Linked DNA regions of Homo sapiens: region 2 is linked to region 1. Evidence: read pairs that join two places in POLR2A ChIA-PET (ENCODE). Cell type or tissue: OCI-LY7. All regions are shown on one strand.

Region 1 (5,000 bases):
AAACAAGAAATTAGAACTTTAAAAAAATGAAAAATAAAAAACTCCGGTTAGCATCTTTATAAACAGCTATTATTTGAGTGAGCCAGTGGGCCTAAGGAGAGAATACTAGAATACAATTATTCTATCAGGTCCATTCTAGTAAACACCTAGAAAAAGTAGCTATTTTGAAAACATCATTTTTTGTTATATAATGTCTACATCATCTGGCAGAAACATTTCTTTCTTGCCAATACATTTTGGAAGATAACTCAATTAGTAAATGTACAGAACAAAAATATGATCCAATTATTGATAAAATTAATTTCCGCAAGATATGTTGTTACAATTTTATGATTCTTCCCAAGTTTTGCTAACAATATTGCAATTTTTAATTGAAAATAAAAAATAAGTACAGTTTATTTAAAAATATGGCTCCTGCAGCACCTGTACTGGAGTCACTGAAGGAACTCCAGTTCCTTGTTGCCACACCCTGACCCCCACCCAATGGACTATGCCAAGGTGATTACCTGGGAATCTGCATTTTAACAAAAGATCCACAGTTGCTCTGACATAGGGGTTCAAAGACCACCCTTTGAGAAACATTATTCTGTATGTTCCCTACTCAGAATATGTAGCTAATTGCTTCTCCATCTAATTATAGCCAATCTCAACCTCTCAGAACCATCACCAGCAATTAGGACCTGTCCAGGTTTGTAATACATGATTTCAAGATGTATGAGCAAACACTTCCTGAGCAAATGCAGGTGCAAACAGTGATTACAGAATGACCTGCTACATCAGCGTCACTGCAGGCAGGCACATAGGAGAAGTGGCAGCTTCTGCAGAGCTGTGATCAATGAATGCAGGTATAATGTTCCAGAAGGCCACATGGCACAGCTCATCAGGCCTCCTGAGAGACATAAGGTGGTCCCCCACAGGACTTGCCCACATTTGTGAGCTATTTTGGTTTCTGCTCCTGTGTGTGTCTTTGTGAGCACTGGTGTGAGGATGCACACCCCTAGGTGTAAAAAGCCCCAGAGTAAATAACAAAGTTATATCTGCCTGATATAAAATCATCAACACTTGCATCAATAGGCAATGCTCCAGAGTTCATTTAGAATACCAAGACAGGTTCTTTTAAACATCATTAGGACCCAACAGCAACTCAAATGCATTAAAACAGCTGGGTTCCTGTGGCAAAGCAGGTCTAATGGGACTGAGGGTTAAGTACAGCAAGGGGTGTGTCTCCTCACCCCAAGCCTCGGGGGCTCTCTAAGAGCAAAGAGTGATAGTAGTGAAAGCGTATAATTCAGCACGGTTTTGTCCCAGATAGTATTCACTGAAATGTTCAAGGGAAAACTAAAAAAATGCAGTTATATTGTATCTATATTCATATTTAATTAAAAAGAGAGTTAACAGCACTTCCAAGAGGGAGGTCATTCCTTGTTCAGCACAAGATTTCTGTGCAAAGCTATGGGCAATAAAACAATTCAACATATAAACATTTACAAAAGCTACCATTTCAGTAATGCTACTAATGCTTTAGCAAACAACTCTGAAGATAAGAAACAAATCACAATCCTGCAGCTGGGGGCAGCCATAAGAGAATCAAGATCATCAACCACTGTCAAAGTCCAATAAAATCCACCCTCTCTCTTCCTTCTTCTCTTGTTTGCCTCTGGGCTCCAACTGCCTTTAACAGAGTTGTATCATATGAAAATGTTTACAAGAAACAAAGTTATATGTAAGAACTTGAATATGATACAGTTGGCCCTCTGTATCCATGGATCCAACCAATGGCAGACCAAAAATGTGGCCTACAATGGTTGCTTATATACTGAACATGCACAGGCTCTTTGTCTTGTAATTATTGCCTAAACAATGCAATATAATAACAAATTGCATAGCTTTTACACTGTACTAGGTATTATAAATAATTTAGAGATGATTTAAAGTTTGTGAGAGGATGTGTGTTGGTTACATAAAAATACTATAACATTTTATTTAAGGAACTTGAACATCCACAGCTTTTAGTATCCATGGGGAGTCCTGGAAAGAATCCTCCTTGGATACGGAAGGAAAAATGTATCCCAAAGTTCAAGAGAACAAATAACCATTTACTCCTGCATAGTAACTTTATGAAGAGCTAAAGGAAGAAAGGAGGATGAAGTCCTACGATAAACTCACAGAGAACACTACAAGATGTCAGCAGATTTTACATAAGAACCTCACACAGTTGTATACATTTAAAGAGAACTACACAAAGGTAAGACATGAGCAGGCAGCTGGGATTGCCAAGCATTCCCCTAGGTTGGTTTCCAGACAAATAGGTGTTTTGTGTGGTTTTCTTTTTTGGAGACAGGACCTCGCTCTGTTGCCCAGGCTGGGGTGCAGTTGCGTGAACATGGCTCACTGCAGCCTTAACTTCCTGGGCCCTTGCAATCCTCCCACTTCAGCATCCCAAGAAACTGGGACAACAGGCATGCGTCACCATGCCCAGCTAATTTTTTTATTTCTCTAGAGACAAGGTCTCATCATATTGCCCAGGCTGGTCTTGAATTCCTGTGCTCAAAGCAATCCTCCCACCTTAGCCTCCCAAAGTGCTGAGATTACAGGCGTGAACCACAGCACCCATACCAATAACTGTATGTTTGACCCTTTGGGCAAGGTGTGACATTCAACTCTGCCTATGTATATACATAACTGAATCTCCAAATGCACCTTTGGCTTTTACAGTCTTAGAAAATGAATTACAAATTGGGCATGAAGACATCCAACAGTTCTCAAGCAACATTTACCACACAGAATTGCCTGCGTCTGCCTGTCTTAAAGCCCACCCACAATTTCATTTTCAATTAACAGCTCCTCGAAAGGCAGTAATGAAAGCAGTTGCTAAAGAGCATTCAGATGTCACCGAAAGACTGCAAACCCAAACTGTAAATAGCACATTGTGAGTCGCCTGTCACCACCATCAACTCCCACGGGAATCACGCAGCATGTGGCTATCACAACCATCTGCTCAGTTCCCCACCACCACCAGTGCAAACCACACAGACACCCATCTCCTCCCACTTCCCACTCATTACCTGTCATGTACAGACTTGTGTGGATACAAGATTGCTGTGAACAGAGATTAGAATGCAGAATGTACAGAGGCTTATTTCATGTTCTTTAGCTGAGATCTGGCCACATGCAGATAACTTTATATCATCACAAGAGGGAAAAATGTAAAATTTAATCAGCACAAAAATACACAGTTTCAAATAAAGAAAGGGAGTTCTGTCCTACCCTCATCAACTACCAAAAGTGTACTGGCTAGGCCTTATTAAAGGAAAGATGTGCTCCCTCATTCTTCAATCACTGACATTGTAGAAATTTATGGGAGCCAGAGTTGAGAATCACTCCTGTCACTTTATCTTTCTTAACTCCTCTATCAATATATGGGATTTAAATGGCCCTTAATAAAGTTCTGCATGCACAAATACACATATAAAATTTTCTTACTTTGGGAAATATAAAAGGTCACTGTTTTATGGAACAACTCCTGTAGGTATCAGGATCACCCAAGCTGAATTATGGCCCATTCTTTTCATTGCAGTTCCTTTTCCCATTCAGCTTATTTTCTCTCTGCAGGTTTTATTTTATGAGGTGGTAGTTAATGTGCTGTGTTGGTTAATTTAGGGTATCAACTTGACTGGATTAAAGAATACCTAGAGAACTGGTACAGCATTACCTTTGGGTGTGTTTGTGAGGGTGTTTCCAGAGGAGATTGGCATGTGAGTCTCAGTGAACTAAGTAGGGAAGGATCTGCCCTCCATGTGGGCAGGCACCATGCAATCAGCCGGGTGTCCAGATAAAACAAAAACAGAGGAAAGGCGAAATGGTCTCTCTCTCTCTCCTAGAGCTGGGATATAATTTCCTGCCCTTGATCATCTAAACTCTAGGCTCTCTAGGCTTTGGACTTGAGGACTACCCCAGTCTCAGGCCTTCAGACTTGGTCTGAGCCATACTGTGAATCCCAGGGTCTCCATCTTGCAGATGGCTTGTTATGGGACCTCTCAGCCCCCATAATCATGTGAACAAATTCCCCGAATGAATCCCCTCTTATCTACCCACATATATATTCTACTGGTACTTGCTCTCCAGAGAATCCTAATACATATGCTATGTCCTTTTCATAGTCAATTTTTACTAAATTTTTATTTAAAATTACAAATGTCATTTAGGATAAAATTATTACTGGTCATAACATTCCAAAGATGTATCTCACTGAAGTTAAGTGATGTTTATGCTCACTATTCCCAACATTCAGGGCTCACAGCAACAAAGTATAGAGTCAAAAGACACAAAATGAAAAACACGAATAAACCTGTTTCCAAATGCTCAAGATAAAACAAAAGCAAAACACCTTTCATATAACTCATTATTATATTAGTGTCAGGTTTACCAATCCCAGTTACAAACCAATACTTCCAATACAATACGTGAGTAATTCCTGAACACAGACAAGCCTAGATTGGGGTTCTTCAATTACCTGATGTTAAAACTAGCATCTCACTCTTATTCAAGTCAATCAATATTCCAAAGAGAGATCATAAGCCAATCTTTTATTCCCTCCATCTTTCCTTACAGTTTTTCTTATTTCTATACTTTAGGCAAGGGGAAAAAGTAGTATGCAACTTAAATTCATAAAAAGGAAAAAAATATAAAGAATTTTATTTGATACCTTAGCTTGTAACCTTCACATGACTACAAAATTTTTCGAAAGCAAATGAAATCCCAATTAACATGGTAAACTTGAAATTTTGAAGTATGAGGTAGAAACGGTTTAACTGACATTCTTAATACTAGTTCAAGGTACCAGCAGACATCTAAATATTATAACAAAAGTATGTATGAAAGAGCACATAGCAAAGTTCATGTCTTTTCATTATGACAGTAAAATCCCAAATTACATTCGTGTCTCAAATGCTCTGATTTCCAGAAACCTGTAGGCTCTAGAGTCAAGCTGGATAAATACC
Region 2 (5,000 bases), 140 kb before region 1:
GTTTTTCTTTTGGTTTTCTTGACTGCCATAGTTTATTGAGTACCATATAAATTACATTTGCTTTCTTTGGAGGCTGGGAACACAAATATAATCATATCACAAAAGCACACAGAATTCCCATTTTGCTATTTTTGGCTTCTGATTTCAGCTTCTGATTATTCAAAAGAACCCCAAAACTGACTGTGGTGGTTCACTCACACCAGTAATCCCACAGCACTTTGGGAGGCCAAGACAGGAGGACCTCTTGAGCCCAGTTCGAGACCAGCCTGGGCAACATAGTAGAGACCCTGTCTTTACAAAAATAAAAATAATAAACTAGCTGACTGTGGTGGTGCATGCCTGTAGTCCAAGTTGTTCAAGAGGATGAGGTGGAAGGATTACTTTAGCCCTGGAGGGCAAGGCTTCAGTGAGCCATGATCTCATCACTTCACTCCAGCCTGGGAAACAGAGTGAGATCCTGTCTCCAAAAAAAAAAAACCACCCAAAACAGTGGTTGCCACAATGGAAGACATTTGTAGCTACACGCAAAAAACACTGAAATTTCAAATGCCAAAGAAGATGTACTATTTTGGTTTGGATTTTATAGCACATTATTATTCACTTTGGTGCCTGGCCCAGGGATAGGGTAGGGTAGCTACAGAAGAAAGCTATTAAATTTAGATGGAAAATTCTTTTTTAAAATTACCACTAATAGAAGGGTCTAGTATGGGCCTCAGATCTGGTTTTAGATTTTTTGTAGTAGATGCTTCTTTAATAAGGAACACCTTCCCCACTCCAACTCAAAGGCTGGAATGGGACATCTAAGAGCACTAAAGCAAGGTAAAGAAACATAGACATGCCTAGTTAAGAAAGGTATTTTGGCTATTATTTATTGTTATCTGTAATTTCTCTTATTTTATATTATGAAATATATATTGATTTGGTTTCCCTAATTGAGTTATAATTTTCTAGAAAGCAGCAATCTTTATATCCCTTGAAGCAAATAGCACAGCCTGAGTGCTGAGCAAGTAAGCAAATTAATAGCTGTGCTTGAACAATCTCAGTCTAGCTATTCTAGGCCACTATTTATCTCAAAATCACTTTTCTTGACCATCTTTTTGTATATTATCTCATACAGAAAGCATGCATGACTTGAAGACAAGCATCCTAGACTTTAATCCTGGCTGTGACTCTAAGAATGTCTGTATAGCTGCCAAAGACCATCAGATCCACAATAAAGAAGTCACTGTGGGATCTTTGAGGAAATGCTGGGATAGGATGGTAGCAAAACAAACCAGTTTGCAGACAGCCTACAGATTAGGACTTCAGTAGGTATAGTATAAGCTTCTCAGAATCTACCTATCCACTTCAACACTGCCTCACCTCTACTCCCAGTTCAGGCATTAACCAACTTTATGAGTAGGGCTACAGTTGGCCTACACAGGTTTTAGTGCAAATTAGAAAATGCTGCCTCTGCTGAGCAAACAAATCCTTTGCCTGCTACCTCAGCCAGCCACCTTCATGCAGTGAACAACCTGTACAGCTGTATCCAGGAACCGTGAATATATATGACTGGGAAAATCTCTCTAAGCTTCAGTCATCTCAATTCTAAAATGGATACAATACCATCTGTACCTCACTGGGTGCTGGGGAGGATTAAACAGGGTAAAAGAGATACAGTATCTTGCTTGGAGCCTGGAAATTAGAACCAATTACCTAGGAAATGTTAGCTGTAACCCCTGTCATTCCCCCTTGGCCAGTCTTCTATATCAATGTACCTGGAACCCCCTATCATGAATGGATTATACTCTGTCTGCCACTGAAAGTAGGCAATGATTTCTAGGATTTAGTCATTGCCTAGGAGCTTTATAACAGAACTCAGATGGTGACATACCACATTACTGTTAAGATCACTCTATGTCTTGCTGCACTGCACAATACTCATCATTTAACCTGTATCTTCTCCGTTCCATTTCTTTCTAAATTGATTGCTTGTTGTGACCATATATTGTAGTACACAGGACACTAGTTTCAAATTTCACTCCATAAATTCCATCCAGGAAAGCTTTTAAATCCACACAATGGCTGTAGTGGGTAAACAGAATCTTACCCACACAAACCCCAAACCCTAACCACTCCCATGATGGTCAGTCATCTCTACTCTGGGAACATATCTGAATTCTTTTTCCTAAATTAAAAACTCATTTTGAAGAAAAGTAGTATTAAACTACTCCATAAACATCATAAACCACACTTAAATCTTGGTTTCAATAAATATCCCTTGCCTACAGCTATTAGATTCCACAAGTGAATCTGTTTTTTTTAGATGGAGTTTTGTTCTTGTTGCCCAGGATGAAGTGCAGTGGTGTGATCTCAGCTCACTGCAACCTTCACCTTCCGGGTTCAAGTGATTCTCCTGCCTCAGCCTCCTGAGTAGCTGGGATTACAGGTGCCCACCACCACGCCTGGGTAATTTTTTGGTATTTTTAGTAGAGAAGGGGTTTCATCATGTTGGCCAGGTTGGTCTGGAACTCCTGAACTCAGGTGATCCACCTGCCTCGGCCTCCCAAACTGCAGGGATTACAGGTGTGAGCCAACACGCTCAGCCCCACAAGTGAATTTTTAAGTTTGCCAGCAAAAGAGTATCTTTATTTTGACCATTATTTGCTTTCTGTGGCTTAATGTTCTCTCATTTCTTTCTGATGCTGAGAGACAGAGGGAGTCAGTTAAGAAAACTGTTACAGATTTATTCAGGAGACAAACGCACTCAAAAAGTTCATTTCATCACCGTAAGGTCAGTTTAGGCCTTAAGATAATATCAAACGCTGGCACCTTTGCCTATCCTGTTTCCTTAATCATTAAATCTGTGCAAAGTAGTCTGAAAAATGAGCAAATTACTAAGCAAGAGGTAAAAATTCTGCATTTCACTCAAAAGCCTGGACAGCTCTTCAAAGTGAGCTGTAACACACATTTGCTCATCCCCTTGGCAGGGGAAGGCGGAGGAGCTTCTTCTCATTTTATGAATAATAATTGATTGATTGATTGATGGAGACAGAGTCTCGCTCTGTCGCCCAGGCTGGAGTGCAGTAGCATGATCTCAGCTCACTGCGACCTCTGCCTCCCAGGTTCAAGTGATTCTCCTGTCTCAGCCTCCCAAGTAGCTGGGACTACAGGAGCACACCACCACACCCAGCCAATTTTTGTATTTTTAGTAGAGGTGGGGTTTCGCCATATTGGCCAGGCTGGTCTCAAACTCCTGGCCTCAGGTGATCCATTCGTCTTGGCCTCCTAAAGTGCTGGAATTACAGGCATGAGCCACCGCGCCTGGCTTCAATTAGCTATTTAATGTAGATAGGGATGGCAAAAAGAATCTGGAGTGGGATGGGGAAGTTAGAAGTAAGCAGCAATTATTTCAAACCCCAAATTCAGCTACTGATATTTAATATCCATATGCCTAAATCCAAGACTTTATCCTAATAAAACTTTGGGTTGGAGCTGGGAAACAGCCACACAAGAGGCACAAGAAGGCTAATAACAGAGCTGGAACTGGAGGGCTCACCTTCACGTCACCACCCACTCCATGCCAAGAGGACCCTGATCCCCAAGACCATGAAACTCCTTTCTCATACTTAAAAACCTTGACCATTATTTGGAAAAGTCTAATTTTTTTTTTTTTTTTTTTTTTTTGAGACAGAGTCTTGCTCTGTCGCCAGGCTGGATTGCAGTGGCTCGATCTCGGCTCACTGCAACCTCCACCTCATGGATTCAAGCGATTCTCCTGCCTCAGCCTCCTGAGTAGCTGGGACTACAGGTGCGCACCACCACTCCTGGCTAATTTTTGTATTTTTAGTAGAGACATGGTTTCACCATGTTGGCCAGGATGGTCTTGAACTCCTGACCTTAGGTGATCTGCCTGCCTCAGCCTTCCAAAGTGCTGAGATTAGAGGCATGAGCCACCGCGCCTGGCCAGAAAAGTCTACTTCTAAAATCAACAAAACTACTTAAATTTACAAAAAGGCTTCAGTTTGATAATTTCTTTAGCCCTAAATTTGGAATTTCTGTTGCAGCAAGCTAAATTATCTTCCTATGTATCTTCATATATATATTTGAATTATCTTCGTAATGTATCTTCATATATCATATCTTCATATATATGTTTTACACACATACACACACACAAACACACACGTTTGTTGGGTTTTGTAGACACAGGGTCTTGCTATGCTGCCCAGGCTAGTCTCAACCTCCTGGCTTCAAGTGATCCTCCTGCCTCAGCCTCTCAAAGTGCTGGGATTACAGATATGAACCACTGTGGCTGGCCTATCTTCATATATTTTTAAGTTCCAGACAATTTAAAACCTAAAAATATGATGAGAAGAATTCAGTTGGTGATAATAAAAATTGTTAAGACTTTTCCAAGAGACTGGCTGGGCGCCTGTAATCCCAGCACTTTGGGAGGCCAAGGCAAGAGGATCACTTCAGGTCAGGAGTTTGAGACCAGCCTGACCAACATAGTGAAACTCTGTCCCTACTAAAAACACAAAAATTAGCCAGGCGTGGTGGCAGGTACCTGTAATCTCAGCTACTTAGGAAGCTGAGGCAGGAGAATCACTTGAACCTGGGAAGTGGAGGTTGCAGTGAGCCGAGATCATGCCACTGCACTCCAGCCTGGGCAAGAGTGAGATTCTGTCTCCAAAAAAAAAAATGTCCAAGAGATGATTTGCTAATAGAGTTGGAAAAAGTAAGATATATACTTCCTTTCACCGAAGTATTCTAAATAAAAATGAATATGACAACACTACTGGATTGTTCATTGAAATGTGACTATATAAATTAAAAATTTGAAACAGCCTATAAGTCAGCCTATAAGTCCAACAGCAAGGAACTGGTTAAATAATGCATGATGGGAGTGTCGTCTATTTAACTAGCCCACTCAAAAATGACTACTGAGGATGGTGGTGGTGTGTACCTATAGTCCCAGCTACCTGGAGGCTGAGACAGGAACACTGCTTGAACCCAGG

The links. Peaks named below come from ENCODE experiments on the same cell type or tissue, not always from the same donor. Only the 100,000 strongest peaks of a DNase experiment are listed, where the experiment ranks them.
Region 2: POLR2A ChIA-PET joins it to region 1 with 5 read pairs; 2 of 35 experiments call an interaction of 5 or more read pairs at or near these places.

Annotation. Positions count from the first base shown.
Region 1 is chr7:69,904,441-69,909,440 of GRCh38, reverse strand. All of the region lies in intron 2 of AUTS2 (activator of transcription and developmental regulator AUTS2), which reads right to left. Among named protein-coding and RNA genes, the nearest start is that of AUTS2, 310 kb to the right of the region's middle. In OCI-LY7, no CTCF peak of the experiment used is centred here; a DNase peak (open chromatin) is centred at 2,960.
Region 2 is chr7:70,049,022-70,054,021 of GRCh38, reverse strand. The region is part of intron 2 of AUTS2 (activator of transcription and developmental regulator AUTS2); the gene reads right to left. Among named protein-coding and RNA genes, the nearest start is that of AUTS2, 450 kb to the right of the region's middle. In OCI-LY7, no CTCF peak of the experiment used is centred here; no DNase peak of the experiment used is centred here.